Regions from separate parts of the Homo sapiens genome. Here region 2 is linked to region 1. The links are chromatin loops, found by intact Hi-C in ENCODE. Cell type or tissue: endothelial cell of umbilical vein. All regions are shown on one strand. Each heading gives the region's core, and the rest is flanking DNA. Links, peaks and the distances in the headings are about the cores only. Region 1 holds the start of LOC124903656 (a long non-coding RNA gene). Region 2 holds the start of TMC7 (transmembrane channel like 7).

Region 1 (12,247 bases), core at 2,722-10,721:
ATTTTGGCTAATGATAACCTGGAATTCTATTTTATAATATCAAGTGTTTTAAACCTTTAATATGTTCAGTAGGCTTCCCCAAATCGAACTTTAGCTTCAAGATTGTCTTTTTTGACCCCTAACTTTTGGATGCCATAGAGGGCCCCTGGATTATTTGACATGTTTAATTACATGGGATTGCCAAAATAAGAATAATGTTTAATCTTATTCAGGTTACATTTTAGTGAATAACATTAATATATATATTAATATATGTTCCAAAATTGTATAAGATTTCTAAAATTCTAATATCTGAGTATATGATATCAATTATAATTAGGGTTATTATGTTAAGTTATTGTAAACCACAGAAATAACGAAATTTCTTTGTCAATTGTGTTTTTGACTGTGACTGTCTAAAGACATCTTGTGATTCACAGACAATCGTAGTCTTGTTTTGATCCTCTTCAAAAGGTGGTTTATAATCAGCTGTAGAACTTAGGTGCTCTTAAATGCATATTTCCAATATCTTTAGATTGTGATATTAGAATAAAGGAAAAACATTCAGGACTCATGAAGAGCTGAAATATTCATGAATATCAAGCAGAGCAAGAGTTAACTGAATGGGCTGAACTAATAGAAGACATGTAATCTGTTTAACTTTTTGCTTAAAACTTTGCTGATGTTTTGTTTTTCAGAGTCAAGAAAACTTTTATTTTGAGCTATTTACAGCTTTTAACAATTGAGTAAGGTATACTCCTGTGAACAAAATTTGGAGTGTATTTGTTCCTCTGCTGGTTTCTCTAGAATTCAGAAACTATTTGTGAGTATTCTTATGGCAATGTAGTTATTTGCATAAGTGCAACAAGAATCCATTTTCTTTTGCAACAGGACACAATTGGAGAAACTGGTGGTTTTACCAGTTTCTGATAGAAGGGTGTGCTTCCCTTTAAGGAATCAAGCTTGACTTGCAGAGCCAAAAAAAAGGAGAAACTGGCCTCATACCTTGTCTACACAGTCCTTGTACAGGGCTCCTAACCTGTGATGAGTAAAGAATGTCACTTTCTAACAGGTCCAGGAGCCCCAAGTTATCTTGGGACCTCAAGAAGAGAGGAATTTACCCAACTCATAGGTATTGGAGGGTACAAACCCATTGCTGGGCTTGACTTTAAAAAGTCTTTTCTGATATTCCTTATGGAACAGAATTCCATCAGAGCCAATTTTAAAAGCATATGTGAAAAATAATTATTCTTGCTGTACTTTATGCAAATAATCAGGCCAAGTATAAGACTAAAGTTTATTTTGCAAACAATCCTATTATGATTTGTTTTTAACAAAAATGAAGACTGGAGAGTTTCAAAACTTATCACACTTGTCATTAAATTCTAGTTTTATTAGTTGTTTTTAAGTTTTTGTCTGTATTTTAGACTAACCCTACTTATTCTGTGAACCAACCAGTGATCTCTGGCTGAAGCTCAGAAGAAACAAGGGATGGTTAATATAGAAATCTGGATCTGGATCAATATTCTAGAGGAGGCGGAGGTTGCCGTGAGTTGAGATCATGCCATTTTACTCCAGCCTGGGCAACAAGAGTGAAACTCCATCCCAAAAAAAAAGAAAAAAAGAAAACATGTTCAAACCAATCCTTGTACATGAATGCTCATAATAACTAAAAGTGGAAACAACTCATGTCCATCAACTGATGAACAAAATGGCAATATACCCAAACAAGGCAATCTTACTCAGCTATAAAAAGGAATAAAGTAGTGATACATGATACAACATGGATGAACCTTAAAAATATTATGCTTGGGTCCAGAGTTTCAGTATGGGAAGATGAAAATAGTTCTGGAAATGTATGACGTTGATTATTGAACAACAATGTGAATGTACTTAATGTCAATGGAATGTATTCTTAAAAATGGTTAAAATGGGGCCAGGCACAGTGGCTCATGCCTGTCATCTCAGCACTTTGGGAGGCCAAGGTGGAAGGATCGCTTGAGTCCAGGAGTTTGAGGTTGCAGTGAGCTATGAGAGCACCAGAACAGTCTAGCCTGGGTGACTTTGAGAAGAAAAAAAAAAAAGTTTAGGCCAGTTGCAGTGGCTCACGCCTGTAATCCCAGCACTTTGGGAGGCTGAGGCAGGTGCATCACGAGGTCAGGAGTTCAAGACCAGCCTGGCCAAGATGGTGAAACCCCGTCTCTACTAAAACTACAAAAATTAGCCGGGCGTAGTCCCAGCTACTCACGAGCTGAGGCAGGAGAATCGCTTGAACCCAGGTGGCAGAGATTTCAGTGAGCTGAGATCACACCACTGCATTCCAGCCTGGGCAACAGAGTGAGACTCTGTCTAAAAAAAAAAAAATAGTTAAAATGGCAAATTTTATGTATATTTTACCACAATTTTAAAACATGCTAAGTGAAAGAAGCCAGACACAAAAGGTCACGTATTGTATTATTCCACCTACATGAAATGTCCAGAATAGGCAAATCCATAGAAACAGAAGGTAGATTAGTGGTCGTCTAGGGCTGGAGGGGCGGGGATGGGGAGAAATAGGGAGTAACTGCTAATGGATACAGAGTGTTTTTTTGGGTGATAAAAATGTTCTAGAATCGGTGATAGTTGCACAACCTATACTTAAATTTACTGGATCATACATGTTAAAATTGTGAATTGTATGGCATGTAAATTGTCTTAGTCTGTTTTGTGTTGCTATAACAAAATACCCAAGACTGGGTAATTTATAAAGAAAAGAGATTTATTTATCTCACAATTCTGGTGGCTGGAAGGTCCAGGATTGGGCAGCTGTGTCTGGTGAAGGCCTCACACTGCTTCCACCAATGGTGGAAAGAGGAAGGGTAGTGGGCATGTCAAAGAGATTGAGACAGGATGCAAAAGAGTCAAACTGAGGAAGCCAGACACCTTTTAACAATGCACTCTCTTGGGAATTAACCCATTCCCAAGAAAGCGAGAACTCGCTCTTCCAGCAGGAGGACGTTCATCTATTCGTGAGGGATCCGCCTCGATCATCCAAACACCTCCCAACACTGCCACATTGGTGATCAAATTTCAACATGAGTTTTGGTTGGGACAAACCACATTGAAACTGTAGCACAGAGCAAAGCAATAGGAAAAATACAGGTGATTTAGTTTAGTTTTTTGTTTGTTTGTTTCTTTGTTTTAGGGTAGTTTTATGCAAATTTTAATTCTGGCTGTTAAATGAGAAAGCGATTTTGTACATTTACTACCCTTCAAGCCAGCAGAGCATGAAGAAACTTTCATCTTCTGAGACTCGGGTGCTATTTCTTGCCCTCCCATATCAAAGCTAATTTTATAAGTACTGCAGCCAGGAGTCTTAGTCCCATAAAGCACTTTGTACAATTCTTATTAAAAACCCAGGCTGTTTGTTTAGCCTCCCCTTCAGAATTGATGGCTGATGTTTTATGCTTCTGAGAGCTTCCAGAACAAGGCCAGAGAGATTTTTTGAATCTCCCTTTGATTGTTTTTAATTCCATTACAGCTTGTCCTTGTGTATTAACAAGGTAATCTTGTCTTTCTCTTACTTTCCTGATCTGACCTTTTAGGGAAAATGTGATTTTAAAATTGGACACTATCCAAAGATGATGGCAGGATGAGAAAGGATATTATTCTTGCAAGCACTGTAGTTCCAAGGAGGCGATCTGAACTATAGTTCTTTGCAAGTCTTTGATTCTCTCATTATTCAAAGTGTGGTTCATGGACCAAAGGCAGTGGTATCACATGGGAGCATGTTAGAAATGCAGAATTTGGGAATCTCTCCAGACCTACTCAAACAATTTGCATTTTAGAAAGATGTGGTGGTTTTAAAGTATGTCCACAAATTCCTTGATACACCTATGTTCGGTGGAGCTTGCTTCCCCTTGCCTTCCATGTGGGCTGTATTCAGTGACTTGTTTCTAACAAACAGAACACGGTGGAAATGAAGTGTGACATCCAAAGTTAGGTCATAAAAGACACTGTAAAGATTGGCCGTGTGTGGCTTACACCTGTAATCACAGCACTTCAGGAGGCCAAGGCAGGAGGTTTGCTTGAGGCCAGGAGTTCAAGACCAGCATGGGCAATATAGCAAAACCCTGTCTCTACAAAAAATAAAAATAAAAAATTAGCTGGGCATGGTGGCAGGTATATGCAGTCTTAGCTACTTGGGAGGCTGAGGTTGGAAGATCACTTGAGCCCGGGAGTTAGAGGCTGCACTAAGCTATGATCATATCACTGCACTCTAGCCGGGATGACAGAGCCAGATTCTGTTTAAAAAAAAAAAAGACACTGCAGCTTCCATCTTTCCCCCTGGGATTACTTACTCTTGGGGAAGCTAGCTGTCATGTCATGAGGATACTCAAGCACTTAATCTGTGGAGACGCTCACATGGCCAAGAACTGAGGCCTCCTGCCAATAGCCATGGGAGTACACCATCTTGCAAGTGAATCCTTTGGCTCCAATTCAGCCTTCAGATGACTGCAGCCCCCAACATGTTGACTCCAACCTCATGAGCGGCCCCAAGCCAGAATCAACCAGCTAAGTCACTCCTGAATCACTCAGGAGTGATTAGACCCTCAGCAACTATTTTAGATGATAAATGTTGTTTCCAGCTGCTGAGTGTTGGGGTCATTTGTTATGCAGCAATAGGTAACCAATACACCAGCTCCAGGTGATGTGGAAGCACGTTAAAAGTGTGAGGCGCACTGAGCCAGACCATAAACTCCTGCAAGGCAGACACCAATTTGGTCGTTTCCATGTCTTCAAGGCTTAGCGGAGTACCTGACATGCAATACATTTTTGTTGGACTAAAGACAAGGTTAAATTGCCCTGTTTTTAAAACATTAAAACTTTTTTTTGTAATAAAAATGCATGTATGCACATAGGAAAATATCCCAACAGTGCTAAAGGGTATTTACAGTGACAAGTAAATCTCCCTGTAGACTGTTGATTAACAGTAAATTGGTAAATCTGTTACCAATTTCCTTCGAGATAAGCTAGTAGCAACCTACCACTAAGTGCATTTTTCTCTTTTTTTCCACCTCCAAAAGTAATACTTGCCTCAAAATCAAATATAAACTGCATATAAGTAGAAAAAGGAAAGAGAAAAATAAAAAAAGGCTCTTCTTCCAAATGTTCCCTAGAAGCAACTACTATTAATAATTCAGTGTGTATCTTTCTGGATGGTTTTTAGAAATCTTTTATCCACATACATGTTTGAGTTTGTATTGTTCCCCAAATGGAATAATATTATGCATTGGATCTGCAATCTGTGCATTTCACTCGGTGACCTACACTGGCCATCTTCCCAAGTCAGTTCATAGAGCTCCATCTCGTTCCTTTAATTGGCTGCCATACTCTTCTATGAACCACTGCTGACCTGACCCAGCTCCTACCACAGCCCAGGCCTGTGGTTGAACCTCCTTGGCCTGGTTCCAGAGGCTGTAAACTTAACTACTAAGCCATTCTTCCTCCGCTTATCTTATCTTTTTGCCTCTTGGTGGACATCTGGGTTGCCTTTTTTTTTTTTTTTTTTTTTTCCTGAGACAGGGTCTCCTATTGTCCAGGCTGGAGGGCAGTGGGGTGATCATAGCTCACTGCAGCCTCAAATTCCCAGGCTCAAGCGATCTTCCTGCCTCAGCTTCCCAAGTAGTTGGGATTATGGGCGTGAGCCACACCACGCCCGGCCTGGGTTACTTCTAACACAGGCTTTTGGGGGCCCCCTAACGCTTAGGAGGACCATCTTTCAGAAGGAGGGACCCCTGGGAAGGAAGGACGAGCTCAAGGTTTTAACCCTTGGGAAGATCCCATACCTCTGATAATTTAATAAAAACACCAGACCCTCATTAAGGTCCTCCTTAAGATCCCTTGATCCAGGTGATTTGAGGCCAAGAAAACACAACCTTTCCCAACTCAGGGAAACCAAAGACACCTTTCAAAGTGGAGCTTCAGCCTCAACACCGCTCATGTCTGGCTTCTGCGGGTTCCCGAGAAACATCCCGGAGCGCAAAGCACTTTCCCACCTCATGTGTTCAGAGCTTGAAAAGGCGCTTCTCGCCCCCAGGACGTGCGTCCTCCCACTTCTGCCTCTGAAACGGCAACCCTGAGGGGCTGAGCCCGAGCACTGCAGGTTCTTTCATCCTGGATCGCGTAGAGATCGGCTCCCGGGCGCGCCAAGGGCAAAGAAGGTCTCGGGCCCTCGGCGCCCGCCTGTGTCCGGCAGAGGGCGCCCGCGCCCCACGCTGCGAACCCTGCGAGGCTCTGTTGCAAGGCCGGCGGGACAACGCCCGGCAGGAGGGCCGGGTCATTGCTGCGCGTTATATATGGTACATATGATACCCTGGCCACAATCCTCCAGTCCCGCGATCTCGACTTTGTTGAACGGGAACTGATGTCACGTGTGTGCACGGCCAGAGGCGGAGGGCTCGGCTGGCTGCTCCAGTCTGCGCCGTCCATGCGTCTCGGGTGTCCTATCCCGGAGGATACATTTTTCTTTTTCAGAAAAGGGAAACAGGAAAACGGGGACGATTAGACTCTATCTAGGGGAGCCATGTGGAAAAACCAGCTTCAGGCATCAGACAACATCCAAGGGGCTGCACTGTTTTTTTGTTTTTTTTTTCTGTAAGAGACAGGGTCTTGCTATGTCGCCCAGGCTAACCATAGCTCACTGCAGCCTCTAACTCCTAGGTTCAAGCGATTCTCCTTCCTCAGCCACCTAAAGTGCTGGGGTTACAGGTGTGAACCACCATGCCCATCTAATTTTTTTTTTTTTTTTTTTTTTTTTTTTGAGACGAAGTCTCGCTCTTGTCCCCTAGTCTGGAGTGCAATGGCACGATCTCGGCTCACTGCAACCTCCGCCACCCAGGTTCAAGCGATTCTCCTGCCTCAGCCTCCCGAGTACCTGGGATTACAGGTGCGTACCACCACACCCAGCTGATTTTTTAAATTTTATTTTAAGTAGAGACGGGGTTTCACCATGTTGGCCAGTCTGGTCTCGAACTCCTGACCTCAGGTGATCCACCGTCTCGGCCTCCCAAAGTGCTGGGATTACAGGCGTGAGCCACCACGCCCGGCGCCCATCTCATTTTTATTTTTATTTTTAATGACGAGGTCTCACTATTTTGTCCAGGCTGGTCTCGAACTCCTGGCCTTAAGCGATCCTGCCTCAGCCTCCCAAAGTGTTTCTTTCTTTCTTTCTTTTGAGAATTTCTCTTTATGATACTTTCTTCCCTGCACTTAAAAAAAATCCAATTATATTTCCAAAATTAGAATTTCCCAATGTTTAACCCTGGATTTTTAACTGGGCATGCCAGTCAGAATAAACCCGAGATTAAAAAAAAAAAAAAAATCTATGAATGCTCCTGCTCTATCCAGTCCTACTGAAGCAGCAGCTATGGGGCTGGGCCTAAGGGATGACCGTATTATAAAAACTCCCACAGGACCTCTGATGTGTAGCCCTGGTTAAGAAGCAATGGTTTAAGCCGGGTGCGGTTTCCAGCACTTTGAGAGGCCGAGGCAGGCAGATCACTAGAACTCAGAAGTTTGAGACCAGGCTGTGCAACACAGGGAGACCCTGTCTCAATAAATTTGGCCGGGCGCGGTGACTCACGCCTGTAATCCCAGCACTTTGGGAGGCCAAGGCGAGTGGATCACTTGAAGTCAGGAGTTCAAGACCAGCCTCACCAACTTGGAGAAACCCTGTCTCTACTAAAAATACAAAAATTAGCCAGGTGCGGTGGCAGGTGCCTGTAATTTCAGCTACTCAGGAGGCTGAGGCAGGAGAATCGCTTGAACCCTGGAGGTGGAGGTTGTAGTGAGCTAAGATGGTTCCACTGAACTCCAGTCTGGGTGACAGAGCGAGACTCCGTATCAATAATAATAATAATCATAATATTAATAATAATTTTTTAAAAAGAAGAAGCAATAGTTTAATTCCACAAAAGCATTCATCCTAAATCTGCTTCTGCTTGGATGTACTTTCCCCGCTTTACATCCTACTTGCCTGGGCTGATTCAGGATGTCCATTCTGTCCCGCTTTTCCTGCACTGTTTTCTGCTAGGATATGACCTATTGTTCCAATTTTCTGTAACTTATTCAGTGCTGTGACAGCTGGAAACATGTTTCAGACCAAGCTGTCTTTGCCAGGTGGAAACAATGGCAAACACCCATGCTTCCCATTCTGCTGGGGCGGCAGCCTCTCTATGGTATTTTCCATGCCTAATTTCTAAATGGCTTTATTGCAACAATTAAAAAAAAAAAAACCTGCACGGGAATGACACCTGTTGCACTTACTTATTGATGCTCTGTGTATGTGTGTATGTTTAAATAAGACCACATGGGCACTTAAAGAATAATTATTGGAGTTATTCATTTGACCGCTTTAAGGGCACACATTATTCTAAGTGCTGAGGAATAAAAGAATTTTAGAACATGAAATTCATATTTTCCCCTTATATCATTTAAAAGCAACACAAAACATTTCACTTTTGCTTCTTTGGAGGACAGCGGCACCATCATAGCTCACTGCAAACTTGGCCTTCCAGGTTCAAGCGATTCTCCTGCCACAGCCTCCCAAGTAGCTGGTATTACAGGCGTGCACCACCATGCCTGGCTAATCTTTGTATTTTAGTAGAGATGAGGTTTCGCCATGTTGCCCAGGCTGGTCTTGAACTCCTGGCCCAAAGTGATCTGCTCGCCTCAGCCTCCCAAAGTGCTGGGATTACAGACGTGAGCCACCTTTGCTTCTAATAGGAAGTTATTAGCTCTGCTAAATCAGGGATCCAGAGGGCTCTTTCTTCAGGTATTGCTTGATCCAGGAACTGAAACCAAACATTCGACTTTTCTTTCTCTTTCTCTCATTTCACTGCTTTCCACAGTGTTGATATTAGGCTCACAGTGACCCTCTCCCCACCCCCCCGGCCCCGTGGTCCTCCTCACCTATGGCAGCAAAATGGCCATAGCACTTCTATATAGGACATCCTAACACTCCTCCATCCACAAGAAAGATGACAGTCTCTTCCTCTTGCTTCTGCAGAACACAGGGAAGCTGCTAGAATCCACAACACACACCCCTTCCCCATCTCTAGCCTTACTTTTCCCCAATCAGGTTACATTCCTGACCCTCCACCAATCACTGTGGACTGGGGAGGCCTGTGGAGCTCTCATTGGCCAGGCCTGGCCACATGGCTACTCCTGCAGCAGGTGGAGTGGGAAAAACTCCACCCAAGCCCGGTGGGCTGAGAGTTGGGTAGGGGTGGTTCCCACAGAGGAAGCCAGAGTCGTGTCCCAGAAGAGAGAACAGATGTTGGGCAGATCAAAAGGCCTAATGTCCCCTGAGCCCAGGAGGTCAAGATGTAGTCAGGACTTGAGAGTGGATAACAATTAGGCAGTGGGGTCAGGATGGCCTGGAGACAGGAAGACGGAACCCAGTGGGGGACATTTAGGTAGTGCTGGTCTTGAGGGTGGGTGAAGACCTGGGTGAGAGCTCTATGGGGACCCAGAGGCAGTGTAGTGTAATGGGCTACACCACCAGTGGCGGGGATGGGAGAGGTATCCTTGCTTACCACTTACCAAGTGTTACCCAACTTCTAATGTTCTTACTTGTAAAATGAGAACACCTGGGTTGTCATGGCTGAACCTTGAAAACAATATGCTAAGTGAAGGAAGCCAGTCACAAAACACCACCTATTGCATGATTCCATTTACCTAGAATGCCCGGCATAGGCAAATCTGTAGAGACAGAAAGTAGGCTGGGCATGGCGGCTCACGCCTGTAATCTTAGCATTTGGGAGGCCGAGATGACAGATCAACTGAGGTCAGGAGTTCAAGACCAGCCTGGCCAACATGGAGAAGCCTCATCTCTACTAAAAATATAAAAATGAGCCAGGTGTGGTGGCGTATACCTGTAATCCCAGCTACTTGGGAGGCTGAGGCATGAGAATCGCTTGAACCCAGGAGGCGGAGGTTGCAGTGAGCTGAGATCGCGACACTGCACTCCAGCCTGGGTGGCAGAGTGAGACTCTGTCTCAAAAAAAAAAAAAAAAAAAAAAAGAAAAGAAAGTAGATCAGTGAGTGCCTAGGGCTAGGGGGAACTGGGGCATCAGAGGCTAATGGCAAAGGGTGCAGGATTTACCTTTGCAGCAATGAAAATGCTCTAAAATAGACTGTGATGATGGTTGCATGACTCTGAATGTATACCTTAAATTGGTGAATTGTATGGTATGTAATTATATCTCATTAAACTTTATTTGAAGGTTAATGTATTAAGTGCTTTGGACAGTGAGTGCCTAGTCCACCCCCCCTGCATGCCTTCTCAATCCACAGGTCATAGCATCCTCTTACAGATGCAGGTCCTTGGAAGCATCACCAGCCTTCAATCATAAGTTCCCTTCATCCTGTGCTGACCTTTCTGACCAGTCCCCTCATTCAGTTCCCTTCAATAAGCCTCTTTTCCATGTGCCTCTCTTTCCTGCCAGGATAGAAATCAACTCTCCAGAAAAGAACAGATGTTGGTGACTAATTGGAAAGGACCTGGGATGGTTAATTTTGTGTGTCCACTTGACTGGGCCACAGGGTGCCCAGACATTTGCTCAAACATTATTCCGGGTGTGTCTGTGAGGGTGTTTCTGGGTCCGATGAACATTATAGTCAATAGATTGAGTAAGGCCGACTGCCCTTCCTAATGTGGATGAGCCCTGTCCAATCAGTTGAAGGTTTGAATGGAACAAAAAGGCTGAGTAAGAGGGAGCGCCTCCTGTCTGACAGCCTGCAAGCCGGGACATCGTTTTCTTTCTGGCCTTCAGACTTGAATTGAAACATTGGTCTTTCTTGGGTCTCAAGTCAGTGACTTTTGCTGTTGTTGCTGATGGTTTTCTTGAGATAGGGTATCACTCTGTCACCCAGGCTAGAGTTCAGTGATCTTGGTGTGATCTTATGTCACTGCAACCTCTGCCTCCCAGGCTCAAGCAATTCTCCTACCTCAGCCCTCTGAGTAGCTGGGACTACAGGTACGCGCCACCATGCCTAGCTAATTTGTGTGTGTGTGTATATATATATATATATATATATATATATATTTTTTTTTTTTTTTTTTTTTTTTTTTTTTGTCGTGATGGGGTTTCACTATGTTGCCCAGGTTAGTCTTGAACTCCTGGACTGATACAGTTTGGCTGTGGTCCCACCAAAATCTTATCTTGAATTGTAGTTCCCCCAGGGGGAGATAATTGAATCATGGCGGTGGTTTTCCCCATCCTGTTCTTGTGATAGTGAGTGAGTTCTCATGAAATCTGATGTTTTTATAAGGGGCTTCCCCCTTTGCTGGGCACTCATTCTTCTCTCCCCTGCTGCTATGTGAAGAAGGACGTGTTTGCTTCCCCATCCACCATGATTGTAAATTTCTTGAGGCCTCCCCAGCCATGCAAAACTGTGAGTCAATTAAACCTCTTTTCTTTATAAATTACCCAGTCTCCAATATGTATTAGCAGCATGAGAACGGACTAATACAGGGACTTAAGCAATCCACCCCTGCCTTGGCCTCCCAAAGTGCTGGGATTACAGGCGTGAGCCACTGTGCCTGGCTCAAGTCAGTGACGTTTGGACTGGAACGACACTATCAGCTCTCTTGGGTCTCCAGCTAGCCAACTGCAGATCTTGAGACTTCTCAGCTTTCATAATTGCTCTGAGCAAATTCTTTATAATAAATCTCTCTCTCTCTCTCTCTCTCTCTCTCTGTGTGTGTGTGTGTGTGTGTGCGCGCGCGCATTGGTTCTGTGATTCTGTTTCTCCAGAGAACCCCAACAATTACAAGACCTCAAGATGAGTCAGTGATGAGTTTAAGGCTGAATGACTAGGAAAACGATCAAAATATAGGACAAAAATAAGGAAGTCAAGGGAAGTGATTCATTTCAGGGGAAGTTTTTTTGTTTATTTTTTCATTCACAAACATTTATTTGGCATGTGCCCTGTGCCAGATAGAATTCCAGCCACTGGGGATTGAAAGTTCCACACAGTTGCCTAAACTAGAGGCCAACATGTATTCTTTCTTCAGCCTCACCCTCAACATCTAATTAATCTTAAAACCTGAAATTTCACCTGCTTGCATTGCTTTCAAATCTATTTCCTTGACAGGTAGAGAGGTTTGGAAGGATGATCCTCAACTCGTTGGAGTCATTGTGTCTCCCTTTCAGATCCACAGCAGTTAGTAATGATTTCACTTATAGGTCAGAAGGACCATGGACCTATTTGAGGCATTTGG
Region 2 (12,247 bases), core at 2,254-10,253, 100 kb before region 1:
GTGCAGTGGCGTGATCTAGGCTCACTGCAACCTCTGCCTCCCAGGTTCAAGTGAGTCTCATGCCTCAGCCTCCTGAGTAGCTGGGATGGCAGACTTGCTAATTTTTGTATTTTTAATAGAGATGGGATTTCACCATGTTGACCAGGCTGGTCTTGAACTCCTGACCTCAGGCGATCTGCCCACCTTGGCCTCCCAAAGTGCTGGGATTACAGGCAGGAGCCACTGTGCTCATCCTGAGATCTGGTTGTTTAAAAGTGGGTGGTACCTCCACATTCTCTGCCTCTTCCTCCTGCTCCTGCCACGTGAGACATCTCATTCCCCTCTTGCCTTCTGCCTTGATTGTAAGTTTCCTGAGGCCTCCCCAGCCATGCTTCCTGTGCAATGTGCAGAATCATGAGCCAATGAAACCTCTTTTCTTTATTACCCAGTCTCAGGTATTTCTTTATAGCAAGGTGAGAATGGACTAATACAGTTGGTGTGAGGAAAAAACCCACACACACATTTGGTGTCAGAAGTGTTGTGAGAGGAACTGATCGTTTCCTTTGGTGTGTCCAGTGCCCTCTCCTTTGGTCCATTTTGCAATCCCACAATTTCTTTTCTTTTCTTTTTTTTTTTGGGCGGGGGGGAACAGAGTTTTGCTCTTGTCACCCAGGCTGGAGTGCAATGGCGTGATCTCGGCTCACTGCAACCTCTGCCTCCTGGGTTCAAGTGATTCTCCTGCCTCAGCCTCTCGAGTAGCTGGGACTATAGGCATGTGCCATCACGCCTGGCTAATTTTTTGTATTTTTCGTAGAGATAGGGTTTCACCGTGTTAGCCAGGATGGTCTCCATCTCCTGACCTCATCATCTGCCCACCTCGGCCTCCCAAAGTGCTGGGATTACAGGTGAGCCACCGAGCCTGGCAACAATCCCACAATTCTAAGTCTTACATAGCCACGGCTATGGCATTAACATTTATTTAGAAGTTTACATTTTGCAAAGCATTTCTGTTGTAGACAATGTGTGGAATGACAGTAGGTGGGGGTGGGAGGAAGGGAAAAAGATGCGGGGTGTCCGGGGTCCCAGTTTGTATCAGGACAACCTGCATTAAGGCCAAAGATGATGGGGCCAGGAATTTACTTTTTTTTTTTGAGACGGAGTCTTGCTCTGTCACCCAGGCTGGAGTGCAGTAGCATGATCTCGGCTCACTGCAACCTCTGCCTCCTGGGTTCCAGTGATTCTCCTGCCTCAGCCTCCCTGGTAGCTGGGATTACAGGCATGAACCACCATGCCAGGCTAATTTTCGTATTTTTAGTAGAGACAGGGTTTCGCCATGTTGGCCAGGCTGGTCTCAAGCTCCTGACCTCAAGTGATCCACCCACCTCAGCCTCCCAAAGTGCTGGGATTACAGGCATGAGCCACTGCGCCCGGCCCATTAATATAATTTCTTAAAAAAAAATATGAGTGAGAGTGGCCCATGACAAAGCCCTCAGGAGGTCTTGAGAACATGTGCCTAGACCTCCTTTTCTGAGAGGTTTGCTCTGAGTGCTGATGCACAAGACTTGGACGAGGCAGGGAAGTGGTCAGGAGGCTGACCTTGCCTTGGCAGGGGTGGTGGTGCTGGGTAAGATGAGCCGCTGGAGGGAATTAGCAAAGAGGAGAGATTCCACTTTCCCTCTGAGCCATGGTCCTTTTCTCTATAACATGGAGTTGAAGGTTCCTACTGATGTCTTAGAGAGGATGAAGGTAAATGAAGGGGCACGTGGTAAGCGTTTGGCTCAGAGTAAGTTCTCAGTAAGTGACAGTTGTTGTTGTTTTTCCCCCTAATAGTAAAAGGGAGCCCTCACCAAGCTTATAGTCTACTGTGAGAAACAGATAGAACAATTGGCCGGGCGCGGTGGCTCACAACTGTAATCCTAGCACTTTGGGAGGCTGAGGCGGGTGGATCACAAGGTCAGGAGTTCGAGACAAGCCTGGCCAATATGGTGGAACCCCCATCTCTACTAAAAAACATAAAAATTAGCCGGGCATGGTGGTGTGTGCCTGTAGTCCCAGCTACTCAGGAGGCTGAGGCAGGAGAATCGCTGGAACCCGGGAGGGAGAGGTTGCAGTGAGTTGAGATTGGTGCCACTGCACTCCAGCCTGGGTGACACAGCAAGACTCCGTCTCAAAAAAAAAAAAAAAGAAAAAAGAAAGAAAAAAAGAAACAGAACAAATGGTAAAAATAAAGTGCTAGGATTGAGAAAGGCCATAGGGGGTGCTGTGGCGACATTTCTGTCTCTCCTTGAAATAAAGCCACACATGCCGGGTGCGGTGGCTCACGCCTGTAATCCCAGCACTTTGGGAGGCCAAGGCGGGCGGATCACCAGGTCAGGAGATGGAGACCAACCTGGCTAACACATTGAAACCCCATCTCTACTAAAAATACAAAAAATTAGCCGGGTGTGGTGGTACACGCCTGTAGTCCCAGCTACTTGGGAGGCTGATGCAAGAGAATCGCTTGAACCCAGGAGACAGGGGTTGCAGTGAGCTGAGATCGCACCACTGCACTCCAGCCTGGGCGACAGAGCAAGACTCCGTCTCAAAAAATAAAATAAAATAAAATAAAATAAAAAAGAAAGCAACACGTGAATTGATAATTCTGCCCGTCTTTCTGTCCTACTCACCATCCTTCTGTCTGAATTTCTTTGTATCCATCTATCTGCCTTCTTCCTCTTCTATTCCTTCTAACAGGAGATTTTAGTGACTGTTGCTTCCTGAAGAACTATCCTAACTATCCTATTTCTATTCCTGTAAAATTGTCTCCTGGGAGCAGGGAGTCTCCTTTGGGAGGCTGGCTCATTCTTCTGCTCCTAGAAAAATAACCGAGGTCTCTCTGGCTCAGGATGCAGAGCCAAGCCAGGGCCAGGTGCCAGGTGCCAGGTGCAGCCAGCAGGAAGTGCTGGATCTTCTCTCTAGGGTCACTGCACAGTCACCACTCACCTCCATCCCATTCCATCTTCCATATGCAGAAAAACTGGGTTCCTTTCCAGATCTGCAGGCTGGGACTGCGGGCTGGGAGGTGGCCTCCAGTAAGGAAGGGAAGAGGGAGGAATTGTCTCTCAGTAGAAATAGTCATCATTTCCTGACACTTCCCCTGTGCCACAGGTTTAAAGATCATTTTTTAACATTTGAGTATGTATCAGTAATATGTCTATGGAGTAAAAAAAGGGGTAATTAGTAAAAATTCCCCTGCCCTTGTCCTGAGATGTATGCTGCATTTAGAAACAGATACATATATATTCTTGCTTTTTTAACCCAAATGGTGGCTTACCTGATACACTTGTTCATCTTGTTTTTTTTGTTTGTTTTGTTTTTGAGATGGTGTCTCGCTGTTGTTGGAGGGCAGTGTCATGAGCATAGCTCACTGAACCTTGAACTCCTGGGCTCAAGCAATCCTCCTGCCTTAGCCTCCTAAGTAGCCAGGACTACAGATGTGTGCCACCACACCTGGATAATTTTTATTTTTGTAGAGATAGGGATCTCACTACGTTGCCCAGGCTGGTCTTAAACTCCTAGACTCAAGTGACCCTCCTGCCTCAGCCTCCCAAAATGCTGGGGTTATAAGCATGAGCTACCATGCCCAGCCTCCACCTTGCTTTTTCACTTAATAATATACCTTCTATAAATATAATTTTTGATACATCTCCATGTAGAGCTATGTAATTGCTGGACGGATGTGTCAAAATTTATTTAACCCCTCTCCGATCAATAGAAATTTAGGCTGCCCCTAGGCAGTTGTTGTTGCCACAGCCCTGGGACCTAAGCTCTAGTCTTATATCCCCATTTTACAGATGAGAAAACAGGCTCAGAAAGTTTGTGGCACATGGTCCAGCTCACATAGGAAATAATCAGAAACCAGGTTCCCATCCAGTGACCTTACCCTTAACCACAATAAAAACAGCTTTTATCAGCTGGGCACGGTGGCTCATGCCTGTCATCCCAGCACTTTGGGAGGCCAAGATGGGCGAATCACTTGAGGTCGGTGGTTTGAGACCAGCCTGGCCAACATGGCGAAACACCATCTCTACTAAAAATACAAAAATTAGCCGGTATGGTGGCAGGTGCCTGTAATCCCAGCTACTCGGGAGGCTGAGGCAGGAGAATTGCTTGAACCTGGGAGGCAGAGGTTGCAGTGAGCCAAGACTGTGCCACTGCCGCCAGCCTGGGCAACAGAGTGAGACTCTGTCTCAAAATAAATAAATAAATAAAAAATAGCTTTTATTTTGAGCCAGGAAATTACTTACCCACACACATAATTTTCTGTTTTGGAATAGTTTTGGATCTACAGAAAACCTTTGAGGATAAGATAGTGAGTTTTCACATGGCCCACGCCCAGTTTCCCCTACTATTAACATCCTACATCAATATGGTACATTTCTCACAATTAATGAACCAAGAGTGATACATGACTATTAACTGAAGTCCCTACTTTATTAAGATTTCCATAGTTTTTAATGTGTTTTAACTTGTGTTCCAGGAACTGAGTAGCTCAGATTATAGGCGTGCACCACCACATTCAGATAATTTTTAAAATTTTTTGGAGAGATGGGGTCTCACTGTGTTGCTCAGGCTAGTCTCCAACTCCTGGGCTCAAGCCATCCTCCTACCTCAGCCTTCTAAAGTGCTGGGATTATAGGCATGAGCCACTGCGTCCAGCCTTTTTTTTTTTTGAGACGGAGTCTCACTCTGTTGCTCAGGCTGGAGTGCAGTGGCACAATCTCGGCTCACTGCAAGCTCCGCTTCCTGGGTTCAAGCAATTCTCTGCCTCAGCCTCCTGAGTAGCTGGGGTTACAGGTGCCCACCACCATACACAGCTAATTTTTTGTATTTTTTTTAGTAGAGACAGGGTTTCACCATCTTGGCCAGGCTGGTCTCGAACTCCTGACCTTGCGATCCACCTGCCTTGGCCTCCCAAAGTGCTGGGATTACAGGCATGAGCCACCACACCCAGTCTCCAGCCTCCTTTTTTTTTTTTTTTAAATGACCTTGACAGTTTTGAGGAATACTAATCAGGTATTCTGTAGAATGCCCCTCAGTTGAATTTGTCTGATATTTTTCTTATGACCACAGAGGTAAAGTGCCCTTCTCATCCCATCGTAGGAAGGGTGCACACCATCCTCATGGCTTAATGTTGATGTTAACTTATTTACTTATTTACTTTTTTTTTTTGAGATGGAGTCTTACTCTGTTGCCCAGGCTGGAGTGCAGTAGTGCAATCTCGACTCACTGCAACCTCCGCCTCCTGGGTTCAAGAGATTCTCCTGCCTCAGCCTCCCTAGTAGCTGGGATTACAGGCGCCCGCCACCATGCCCAGCTAATTTTTTTGTATTTTTGGTAGAGACAGGGTTTCGCCATGTTGGCCAGGCTGGTCTCGAACTCCTGACCTCAAGTGATCCACCTGCCTCGGCCTCCCAAAGTGCTGGGATTACAGGTGTGAGCCACTGATCCCGGATGATGTTAACTTTGATCATCTGTCTGAGACAGTGTTTGTCAGGTATTATCTAATATAAAACCCACCCTCACCCTCTTCCACCACCACTTCCATACTGCACTCTTTTGGAAGGATGTCGCTATGGGCAACTCACACTTAAGGAGTAGGGAGCTAAGCTCCCCATCCTTAAAGTATCTACGTAAATGATTTCAAAATCTGCACAGGAGATTTCTCTCCATTTTCCCCATTTATTTATATTTAGCAATTACTTTTCTTTTTCTTTTTTTTTCTGAGATGGAGTCTCCTTCTGTCGCCCAGGCTGGAGTGCAGTGGCGTGATCTCGGCTCACTGCAACCTCTGCCTCCTGGGTTCCAGCGATTCTCCTGCCTCAGCCTCCCTGGTAGCTGGGACTACAGGCATGCACTACCATGCCAGGCTAATTTTGTATTTTTAGTAGAGACAGGGTTTCACCGTGTTGGCCAGGATAGTCTCGAACTCCTGACCTCAGGTGATCCTCCCGCCTCGGCCTCTCAAAGTGGTGAGATTACAGGTGTGAGCCACTGCGCCTGGCAATTTTATGTTTTTAACCTGCACACGAACAGAGGTAGAGATGAAACGAGGATATAGTGCAAAACGTAAAAGACAAACACTGCACGTGGTTTTCTCTTCACTCGGCCCTCTAGCTCCCCACCCAGAGCTACCACAGGTAGCCAGTTTTTTGCACCCTCTAGGGAGATAGCTTAGGCATTTACAAGCATGTACAAATATATTTTTTGGTTTCCTTTTTGTTCCCAAATGGTAACTTACTAGATGCACTGATTTGGAGTCTTGGGGTTTTTTGCGTGTGGACTTTTTATTTTTTAATTTTAAAGATGGGGGTCTCACTGTGTTGGCCAGGTTGGTCTCAAACTTGTGAGTTCGTGCGGTCCTCCAGCCTCGGACTCCCAAAATGCGAGGATTACAGACGTGAGCCACCACTCCCAACCAGTTATTTTTGTTATTTATTTCTTTATTAGATCAGGTTTGATTTTAGATGCAGGGGGTCCATGTGCATGTTTGTTACATGGGTGTACCGGGTCCTGGTGGAGACTGGGCTCCCAGTGCGCCCAATCTATTGTTATTTTTTAAGCTCAGTGAGACATCAGGGAGGTCGCTGCTTGTCGCCACCGCTGGATGGAGCCTTGCCGGATCTCCCGGGCTCTGCAGCCCCTCTGCGGTCCCTGATGCTCGGCTCCTCGCGGGGGCGCCCCACTCCGGCTTCTGTGATGTCAGCGCCGGAACCTGGAATCCCGGCTCCGCGAGGGAAGGCCGGGGAGGCGGCGGCGGCGGCGGCGGCTGGAGAGGGTCCTCGGCAGCCTCTGAGGAGCGCGGGGCGCGGCCATGAGCGAGTCCAGCGGCAGTGCGCTCCAGCCCGGCAGGCCCAGCCGGCAGCCGGCGGTCCATCCAGGTAGGGCGGCAGGGAGCGCGCGCGGGGACGGTGCCCCTGGGGTCCGAGGGCGCACGGAGGGAGCCGGGTGCTGGAGGCTCGGCCTGGCCGCTGTTCCCTCCCACCCCCGACGCCGGGTGCTCCCGGCTCTGGGGAACAGCAGGTGGGAAGGAGATCTTCCTTATTCCTGCTCCCTCCACAAACGCGTCCTCATCCAATCCAGTGGAACCCAGCCGGGCCAAAAGGACACGAGAACTGCAGTCTGGACCGTGGTGGGTTTGTCTTCCAGCTGTTGACCGAGACAGTCTTTCAATAGCCTCATCTGCTGTTAAATGAAAGGATTTGAGCACCCCCTCCACGCCTAACATTCTGGTATGAGGTGCCTGCCTCCCGGACATTTCAGCCTTCACATACAGTTAGACCAACTTGAAACCGAATTCTGCCTTGTCTGTTTATTGCTGTGGGACCTTTGGTAAGTGGCTTGCCTTCTCTGAGCCTCAGATCCTTCAGCAGTAAAATGGGAATAGAATGGGGCGGGGATTAGCTGAGAATCGTGTGATGTGTCTAGCACAGTGCCTGGCATTGTGGCTAGACAGTCACAATAAATGGTAGCCAGCCAAGTATTATAATCTTTTGTATCGGGTAGAATTACAGTAAAGTATACAGCTCCATGAATTTCTACAGAAATATGTACAACGGCTGCCCAGTCAGGATAAAAAAGTTGCCAGCACTCAGGCAGGGTTCCTTGTAGCATTTGGAGCTTACGAATCTTGTCCTGAACAAAACACAAGACCCTGCTGTAAAGTTTTATCTGCAATGTTTTCTCTTTTTCAGTTTTAGAATAGAGATTTACTGAAACCAAGGATGTAGGGCCGGGCGTGGTGGCTCACGCCTGTAATCCCAGCACTTTGGGAGGCTGAGGCGGGTGGATCACGAGGTCAGGAGTTCAAGACCAGCCTGGCCAAGATGGTGAAACCCCATCTCTACTGAAGATACAAAAATTAGCCAGGAGTGGTGGTGGGTGCTTGTAATCCCAGCTACTTGGGAGGCTGAGGCAGAGAATAGCTTGAACCCGGGAGGCGGAGGTTGCAGTGAGCCGAGATTGCGCCACTGCACTCCAGCCTGGGCGACAGACCAAGACTGTTTCAAAAAAAAAAAAAGAAACCAAGGATATAGAATAAAACATGAGTGTAGATTTGGTCATTGAGGCCTTCAAATTGGATTGTTCCCAATGTCCAGAAGAAAAAAAAAATTTAGAAGAGACCCAAATCAGAAAACAAAAGTTGGGGTGGATTCAATGCGAATTATTTTCTAGCTCAATATTAATACTGCTTATGTCAGCTGAATTTCAGCCTTTCAATAACAGCTAGTCAAGTATTTTTTTAGTTGGTTCCTATTAATAGTCATCTTATTTTAGTGGAATCCATTATATTGAAGATGTCAAGTTCCTCATTTCCCATACAAAGAATGTGAGATTCATCTTTCTTGCATCTTTGCTAAGTGTATGAGGGGACTTTTGGCATCTTTTCAGGAGGACTATAATTGGGCCCTCTAACTAAAAAGTCTTCTATGCCCCTTAGATAGATGAGTTTTTTTTTTTTTTTTTTGATCTTGTACCCACCAACATTGGTGGGAGGCTCAGAAGGGACTGTGTTTGTAACTTTGTAGCACTTTCTAAACAGTGACCTGTTGTATGGGCATTATAGGACAGTCCGTGGGGTGGGGCGGGGGATGGGGGAGGCGACAAATGAGGTCTGGTTTAAAGAATGAGAAGTGTGACCAGGCATGGTGACTCATGCCTGTAATCCAGCACTTTGGGATGCTGAGGCAGGAGGATCACTTGAGCCCAGGAGTTTGAGGTTACAGTAAGCTATGATTATGACACTGGGCTCCAGCCTGGGTGACAGAACTAGACCCTGTCTCTAAAAAAAAAAGAAGAGGTATGTATCCTTCTAAATGATAAAACAGATCACTCCCCTGCTTACATAAAACTTTCCGGTGGCTGGCCAGGCACAGTGGCTCACACCTGTAATCCCAGCACTTTGGGAGGCCGTGGTGGGCAGATCACGAGGTCAGGAAATCGAGACCATCCTGGCTAACGTGGTGAAATCCTGTCTCTACTAAAAACACAAAAAATTAGCCAGGTGTGGTGGCATGCACCTGTAGTCCCAGCTACTCGGGAGGCTGAGGCAGGAGAATCGCTTGAACCCGGGAGGTGGAGGTTGCAGTGAGCCGAGATTGTGCCACTGCACTCCAGCCTGGGTGACAGAGACTCTGTCTGAAAAAAAAAAAAAAAAAAAGATGGGTATGGCGGCATGTGCCTGTAATCCCAGCTACTGGGGAGCCTGAGGCAGGAGAATCGCTTGAACCTGGGAGGCAGAGGTTACAGTGAGCCGAGGTTGCACCACTGCAGTCTGCCTGGGTGACAGAGCTAGACTCTGTCTCAAAAACAGAAAAACAACTTTCCGGTGGCTTCTCACTGCTCTGAGAATAAACTCCAGGCTCTTCCATCGCAACCAACAGGATCTGGTGATTCGACCCCAGCCCCTCTTTCCAGGCCCTCATCACCTTGATCCTCCCTTAACCTATCCTGCTCTAGCTGCACTGGCTGCCTTCCTATTCCTCCAGCATACCAAGATTGTTTCTGCCTCAGGGTCTTTGCATCTGCTGTTCTCTTCGCCTGGACTCCTCTTGGTTCTTTTTTTTTTTCTTTGAGATGGAGTCTTACTCTGTCGCCCAGGCTGAAGTGCAGTGGCGCGATCTCGGCTCACTGCAAGCTCCGTCTCCCGGGTTCATGCCATTCTCCTGCCTCAGCCTCCCGAGTAGCTGGGACTACAGGCATCCGCCACCACGCCTGGCTAATTTTTTTGTATTTTTAGTAGAGACAGGGTTTCACCGTCTTAGCCAGGATGGTCTCGATCTCCTGACCTCGTGATCCGCCCGCCTGGGCCTCCCAAAGTGCTGGGATTACAGGTGTGAGCCACCGTACCCGGCCATAGAGCAGCCTCTTCCTTTTCCTGTTGGGTCTCTACTCAAATGTCATGTCAGAGAGGCAGACCTCTGGGGCGGTCTATCTGAGGCAATGCACCCATCTCACTTCCTCTGACCAGTTAGTTACCTTGCTTATTCTTTCAAAGCTCTTACCACCACCTGAAGTCATCTATCTGGTTTGGTTATTTTCTTGTTTAGTAGCAGTCTTTATTTTATTATTATTATTTTTTGATGGAGTCTCACTCTGTTGCCCAGGCTGGAGTGCAGTAGCGCGATCTCGGCTCACCACAACCTCTGCCTCCCAGGTTCAAGCGATTCTCCTGCCTTAGCCTCCTGAGTAGCTGGGACTACAGGCACGTGCCACCATGCCCAGCTGATTTTTGTACTTTTAGTAGAAACGGGCTTTCACTATGTTGGCTGGTCTCGAACTCCTGACATCAAGTGATCCGCCCACCTCGGCCTCCCAAAGTACTGGGATTACAGGCATGAGCCACCACGCCAGGCTGGTAGCAGTCTTTCCTAGAATGTGGATGCCTTGGAAAACAGGGGCTTTGCCTTGTTTCCCTAGAACCTAGAATGGCATCTGGCACACAGCAGATGCTACATCTATTGTGAATGAATAAATGAATGAATGAAAGAAGTGTCCTTGCAGCCACACTGGCAGCCGTAACATAGTGGTTATAAAGCTAGACTCTGGAGTCTCAAGTGCAAATGTCATTGGCCTCTCCTCCAGCCTCCTCAAGGGACACTCAATGAAAGAACCTGGAAGGGCCTTGATATGACTGTGGTTGGACTGACCTGACTGCCAGATGGTGGGACTTGGTCTGGAGCAGGGACTACTTGGAACGGTAGAGGCAAAACTCAACAGCCCCTGGAGCTGCGCTTGTGGTGGAGCTGGACACTGATTTTAGCTGGACCTTGTTTTTAGAGACAGGGTTTCCTTCTGCAGTCTCAAACTCCTAGCCTTGATTGATCCTCCTGCCTTGGCCTCCCAAAGTGCTGGGACTACAGGTGCATGCAGCCACACCTGGTTAATTTTCTTTTCTTCTCTCTTTCTTTTTTTTTTTTTTTTTTGATGGAGTCTTGTTCTGTTGCCCAGGCTGGAGTGCAATGGTGCGATCTCAGCTCACTGCAACCTCTGCCTCCTGGGTTCAATCCATTCTCCTGCCTCAGCCTCCCAAGTAGCTGGGACTACAGGTGTGTGCCACCAGGCCTGGCTAATTTTTGTATTTTTGGTAGAGATGATACTTCACCATGTTGGCCAGGCTGGTCTCGAACTCCTGACCTCAGGTGATCCACCCACCTTGGCCTCCCAAAGTGCTGGGACTACAGGCGCATGCAACCACGTCTGGCTAATTTTTTTGAGTTTTAGTAGAGACTGGGTCTGGTTATGTTGTCCAGGCTGGTCCCAAACTCCTGAGTTCAATCGATCTTCCTGCCTTGGTCTCCCAAAGTGCTGGGCCTACAGGCGTGAGCCACCATACCCAGCCCAATTTTTGTATATTTTGTAGAGACAGAGTCTTGCTATGTTGCCAGGCTGGTCTCAAACTCCTGGGCTCAAGGGATCTTCTTGCCTTGGCCTCCTGGAGCACTTGATTACGGGCATGACTGCATGTGCCGTTGTGCCTATACTTTCTGGAGATACGTTGTTAGGAATTTATGTAGTTGGCCGGGCACAGTGCCTCACACCTGTAATCCCAGCACTCTGGGATGCCGAGGCTGGTGGATCACCTGAGGTCAGGAGTTCAAGACCAGCCTGGTCAACATGGTGAAACCCCGTCTCTACTAACAATACAAAAATTAGCTGAGTGTGGTGGCACATGCCTGTAGTCCCAGCTACTTGGGAAGCTGAGGCAGGAGAATGGCTTGATCCCGGGAGCAGAGGTTGCTTGCAGTGAGCCAAGATCATACCATTGCACTCCAGCCTGGGCAACAGAGTGAGACTCTGTCTCAAAAAAAAAAAAAAAAGGAATTTACATAGTTGAACAACTATTCTTTGGACGTCTTTCAGTCCAGTAGACGGTGTTAAACTTGAAGACAAATAACCATTTGACCTGTGATATTTGTTTTTCCCTCTTATCTTCTAAGCCCATTCGTCCAGGTCATTCATCACCTTTAAAGGCATCCCCAGAGGGAGGCAGGTCTGGACAGAGCTGAAGATTGCACAGGCCATTTGCAGGCTGGATTCGTTCTCTGGTGACCCACCCGTCTGACTCGAGTTATTTTTTCCCCATGTCTGGACAAGACTGACCTCTGCCCAGCAACTCAGGCCTGGATTTAGTCCAAGGGCCCTCAGTGGCTTTTTTTTGTTTGTTTTTTTCAGGAAGTGAAGAATTTAGAGGGATAAAAGGCGGAAATAACTTTTCGGCCTCTGACCT

Evidence for each region. A loop is a pair of places that touch in the nucleus more often than their neighbours do. Peaks named below come from ENCODE experiments on the same cell type or tissue, not always from the same donor. Only the 100,000 strongest peaks of a DNase experiment are listed, where the experiment ranks them.
Region 2: it touches region 1 in a loop (5-fold over the local background); 50 of 110 quality-filtered maps call a loop at or near these places.

What each region holds. Positions count from the first base shown.
Region 1 is chr16:19,080,436-19,092,682 of GRCh38, forward strand. LOC124903656 (a long non-coding RNA gene) reads left to right here and starts at 11,501. Exons shown (of 2, transcript XR_007065010.1): 1 at 11,501-12,247. It also overlaps a transcript of COQ7 not described here. In endothelial cell of umbilical vein, for the core only: a CTCF peak has its summit at 6,211 (motif pointing right); DNase peaks (open chromatin) are centred at 5,396, 6,326 and 8,136; H3K4me3 peaks cover 596 bases; H3K27ac peaks cover 425 bases.
Region 2 is chr16:18,977,232-18,989,478 of GRCh38, forward strand. It overlaps TMC7 (transmembrane channel like 7), which reads left to right and starts at 6,703. Exons shown (of 16, transcript NM_024847.4): 1 at 6,703-6,899. The coding sequence starts at 6,833. RefSeq lists a silencer at 6,614-6,673 and an enhancer at 11,756-12,050. In endothelial cell of umbilical vein, for the core only: a CTCF peak has its summit at 6,638; a DNase peak (open chromatin) is centred at 6,700; H3K4me3 peaks cover 1,091 bases; H3K27ac peaks cover 507 bases; H3K27me3 peaks cover 239 bases.